Linked DNA regions of Homo sapiens: region 2 is linked to region 1. Evidence: read pairs that join two places in POLR2A ChIA-PET (ENCODE). Cell type or tissue: OCI-LY7. All regions are shown on one strand. Region 1 overlaps SPMIP7 (sperm microtubule inner protein 7). Region 2 overlaps IKZF1 (IKAROS family zinc finger 1).

Region 1 (2,500 bases):
ATGAGGACTACAGGGCGTCATAGTGCATCGTATTCAGGATTTTTGCTAACTGAGTAGATTATAGCTGCTCTGACCACAGGGGGAAGGGGAAAATGGGTAACTATGGCGATGACGGATATTAATGTGTTCACTATAGTAACCATTTTACTATATACCCATATGTCATCATAATATCATGTTGTTAGGATGATATACACAACAGAATTTATTTTTTAAATACATGCAAATATTGAGACTGGGAAAAAAATGTGTCTTGAGAAAAAAACAAATGCAAGTTATCAGCCTAGAAAGCCATTGACCTCCTTTTAAAATGTTTCTCATCAAATGGCCTGGAGAGATGCTAGAAAATTACCAATCCAGAAAGTGAGACGTGTTGATAAAGCCTCCTATTGGCAGGCACCTTAGAAAAGGCCAGGCACACAGGGCTTGTGGGATGCTTAGAATTGTCTGTATGCAGTGGCCTACAACAGGCTAGTCGGGGCCTGAGAGCCACCCCCTAGGGTGCCTTTACTGTGCCATGAGGAATGCTTGCTGCCCTCAATTACGTGGGACCAAGCCCCACTCCTTCAAGTCACTGCCTGAGCCACTCCTCTGTGAAGTCTTCTCTAGTGCCCCCTCCCAGAGCCCCAGGCAGCTTGTGTGTGCCTCAGTTTCCTTATCTGTAAAATGGTGATAGTAACATTCCCTTCCTCACAGGGTTCCTGGGACCGTGACATGAGTTAGTACCCACAAAGCACTCAGCCAACAGAAGTGATTATTAGTGTTAAGACATTTTTTGTCATCCTCTGCTGCAATTGTTTATTTCTCATTGAGAGATGGTGAGCTCCTTGCAAGCAGTTCTTGTGATTTATTGGAGCACAGTAAACATGCATTGACTTAGTAAAAGATCATGTGAATCCACCAGCAAATGGGTGAGTGAATAAAAGGATTAGCAGCTGGGTGGACCAGAAACCACAGCCCAAGAGGCCCATGCATGGCAGCTGTTCCCATTTATAGCCATTGCCTTTCTGAAAGTTTTAAGAAGCTGATCAGAGCAGGAGCTCTGGCTTGGTACCCATGGCCTGACAGTCACCTTTTCAGAAAGCTCTCCCTGACCACAAAGCTCAATAAGCCCCTTCTGAGGAACTCTCTCCTACATCAGTCTTTCTTTTTCATTTCACTAGCTAAGATTATTATTTCATTTCTTCAGTTACTTGTGTGCTTCTTTACTGTCTATCTTTCGTACCAGAAAATAAGCTCCTAAAAGCTGGGACCTTGTCTGTTCATCCCTGTATCTTCAGTGTCTTGAACAGTGCCTGGCCCAGAATTGATGCTCAATAAATGTTTGATAAGGCCAGGCACGGTGGCTCATGCCTGTAATCCCAGCAGTTTGGGAGGCCAAGGCGGGAGCATCACTTGAGGTCAGGAGTTTGAGACCAGCCTGGCCAACATGGGGAAACCCTGTCTCTACCAAAAATACAAAAATTAGCTGGGCGTGATAGTGCACGGCTGTAATTCCAGCTACTCAGGAGGCTGAGACATGAGAATCTCTTGAACCCAGGAGAAAGAGGTTGCAGTGAGCTGAGATCGCACCACTGCACTCCAGCCTGAGTGACAGAGTACTCTGTCTTAAATAAATAAATAAATAAATAAATAAATAAATAAATAAATAAAATGTGTGATAAACGAATGAATCCTCTACCAAAAGAATGTGATCTAGAACAAGCTCTCCTTTTGGGGGCGAACTGCCGTCCCTCTAGTCTGCCTTCCTACTGTGCTAGCATATTCATCTGCACTGGGCCAACAACTAGACATCGTTCAGACTGTGTTTGCATTTTCAAAACCGTTTGCAATGCCAGGAATTCCATCAGGTGCTTTCAAATTTGAGTTATAATAAATGAGTAACCATGTGCTCCTTCTCACTAGTAGCTTCAAATAAAGGAATCTTCAGTAACCTTGCATCTAACATTTCCTGTTTTCTGGGATTTTTTTTTTAGATGGAGTCTCACTCTGTTGCCCAGTCTGAAGTGCAGTGGCACTCTCATTTCACAGCAACCGCCACCTCCCAGGTTCAAGTGATTCTCCTGCCTCAGCCTCCCAAATAGCTGGGATTACAGGTGCCCACCACCACACTGGCTAATTTTTGTATTTTTAGTAGAGACAAGGTTTCACAATGTTAGTCAGGCTAGTCTCGAACTCCTGACCTCAAGTGATCTGCCCACCTCAGCCTCCCAAAGTGCTGGGATTACAGGCATGAGCCACCATGCCTGGCCACATCTCCTGCTTTCAATTTGCAAAATGTGGGTTTAAAAATATATGTGACTTTCAACAGAATTTTTTCTTTTATAAAAGTAAGGTGGCTGTTCACAAGAAGTAACTATGTATCTGATGTATGTTCCATGTGTCTTCTGATGATCATGCAGAAGGGTGATGTGTGTGCACAGCTGTGAGTCTAAGAAGTAAAGATGCCATTCCTCTAATGCGCCTGAAATACCTTCATATGCCCCTTTTGGCCACATTC
Region 2 (2,500 bases), 190 kb before region 1:
TAATAGCTCATAAATAAGACACAGAATCCTTTTCTTTCTTTCTTTCTTTTTTTTTTTTTGAGAAGGAGTTATCACCCAGGCTGGAGTACAGTGCCACAATCTTGGCTCACTGCAACCCCCGCCTCCCGAATTCAAGCGATTCTTCTGCCTCAGCCTTCCCAGTAGCTGGGACTACAGGCACACGCCACCACACCCAGCTAATTTTTTTTTTCATATTTTAGTAGAGATGGGGTTTCACCATATTGGCCAGGCTGGTCTCAAACTCCTGACCTCATGATCTGCCTGCCTCGGCCTCCCAAAGTGCTGGGATTACGGCGTAAGCCACCATGCCTGGCCAAATCCTTTTCTAATCATACTCCCCCAGCAACCAAACTAAATGCTAAAGATGTGTTTTGTTTAGAATATGGAGAGTCTAGTTGCTCCAACATTTCCAGTTTGTGACTTCAACAGCAAAGAGTCATTTGGAACCAACTCTTCTGTTGGACAAATTATATGTACCCCACAGTCCTCCCCAATAGATTCACCCTTTCCCAGCTCCTCCTCCACAACACACACACACACACACACACACACACACACACACACACACAACCCTACCCAAAAGAATTCCTCCTTTCAAATTTCACTGTCAAATTTCAGCTGTCAGGACATTAAAAGTGTATTTAAGCTAGTGGTGCACAGATAAACCAGCTCTCAAAAAGAAAAAGCCTTGATTTGCAGCGTTCACCGATTTCTGTGGTGTAAATACTCCCAACCACGGTAGACTTCAAGCTACCAAAAGTTTACCAACAACCTGGCAGATTTTCCGCATATTACCAGTTGGCTGATTCTAGGTGGCTCACTGCTCACCGGAGCATGCTTTCTGAGTTCCCTATAAGTTTCTGTTATCTCACTGATCCTAACAGGCAAAGAGTTTAAAATTGTGAGCGTGTCTGCGGTAATTTGTGAAATGTAGGTTCCTGTTAGGGCCTTGAAGAAAGCTGGGCTTATCTGGTGGGAGACAGTAGCCCAGGCCCAGCCCTGCCTTGCCAGCAAGAGAGGGCTTGGTAGGGCAGCTTCCTGGCATGGCCCACTCCCCCAGAGCAAGAGCTTTCATTTAGTCTAACGGGTTCTGTGGAAACTTTCCGGGGCAATGTTAAGGCTGTACTCTGTTTAAGCCTTTCTACTTTTGCATAAAAGGAGGGGAAGCTGTTTTTTCTGGGTTATATTTACACTTCCCAAATCAGAAAATGCCCTAACCAGATAGGGGGACAGGTGGCAACTGGCAACCACAGCTCAACCCCCCAGCCTTTTTTTCCCCATTTCTTTCTGAAACCCCATGTAGAAGGAAAGTTAACGAAATGTCAGTTGGTTGTTTTATACACAGAGCTAACTATTCTTTCAACACAGATGGAACAAGGCAGAAAATAAAACTGGGACCAAAAACCCGGCAACAGAAAATGTTATCTATCTACTCTGACAGCACTTTTAATCTAAGGATCTCTTTATTTTCTAGAAGTTGGTTCTATTTATTGAACGAATTAGGTTCAATGTGATCTTGAGTGTAAGGCATCAAAATAAAATGAAGATTAACATTGGTTTTTGTTTATAAAAATAAGCAACTTTCCATAGTTAATCTGCACCTTTGAAGACACATAGTCATCACTGCAAGCATGGTTGAAAATGCAAGGTTTGGCATTTTTCAACCTTTCTGGTCCAATTTCTCTATAGTTTTTTTTTAAAATTCACATGTCAGATTCTGGAACATTACTGGCTATATTAAAAAACCTTAACAAATCTGCCAAAGATTGCCCTTCTGAATTTTCAAAGCTCTTACGAGTGGGAAGTACTGAAGGAAGTGAGGACGAATGTGTCCGGGCTAACTGGTGGCTTTTCCAGCAGGGTCCTCACCTGAGAAATGTGGAGACATTTTGGGTATCACAATCACCATGGTACCACTTGTGATGTGGGTGGCTAAATATCCTGCAATGGGAGGGACAGTCTCACCCAAAGAAGTGCCCCCTACATCAAATATCATCGTGCCCACTGAGAAACAGTGACCTAAAATAAGATGATGAACATCAGATGCAGCCTCAAATTCTCTCCTCTCACTTTGAAAGTTCTCTCTACTGTCCTACATGCTCCATTTGCCCTCATCTTTGAGAAAGCAGTGCCACATTCCCATTCATTCATTCAATACCAATGTATCAGACAGCACCTACTCTAGGCTGGGGGATGCCCAGGTACTGGGGATCACGCAGGGAGCAAATCAGAGCTGAGTCCTTCATCTACGAGTGGTGACGTTGCTGCTATAAGGCAGGGCAAGGAGCAACAGTGCTGAGAACGCTATCTTAGGGCATGTGTCCAGGAAGACCTCTCTGTGTGGAGACCACTGCACAGAGCCCTGAGGGAAGGGAGAAGAGCGCCAAGAGGAAACCTAGGGGATAGTCCAGGCCCAGGCCCAGCTCATAGGTGACTCACGCCGGCCTACCCTGGGGCTGCTAGTTAGATTTTAATCCTT

The links. ChIA-PET counts read pairs that join two places held together with the same protein. Peaks named below come from ENCODE experiments on the same cell type or tissue, not always from the same donor. Only the 100,000 strongest peaks of a DNase experiment are listed, where the experiment ranks them.
Region 2: POLR2A ChIA-PET joins it to region 1 with 14 read pairs; 7 of 35 experiments call an interaction of 5 or more read pairs at or near these places.

What each region holds. Positions count from the first base shown.
Region 1 is chr7:50,151,818-50,154,317 of GRCh38, reverse strand. All of the region lies in intron 8 of SPMIP7 (sperm microtubule inner protein 7), which reads right to left. Among named protein-coding and RNA genes, the nearest start is that of SPMIP7, 57 kb to the right of the region's middle. In OCI-LY7, no CTCF peak of the experiment used is centred here; DNase peaks (open chromatin) are centred at 957, 1,784 and 2,447; H3K4me3 peaks cover 1,527 bases; H3K27ac peaks cover 2,500 bases.
Region 2 is chr7:50,337,306-50,339,805 of GRCh38, reverse strand. The region is part of intron 3 of IKZF1 (IKAROS family zinc finger 1); the gene reads right to left. Among named protein-coding and RNA genes, the nearest start is that of IKZF1, 34 kb to the right of the region's middle. In OCI-LY7, no CTCF peak of the experiment used is centred here; a DNase peak (open chromatin) is centred at 1,165; H3K4me3 peaks cover 2,426 bases; H3K27ac peaks cover 2,500 bases.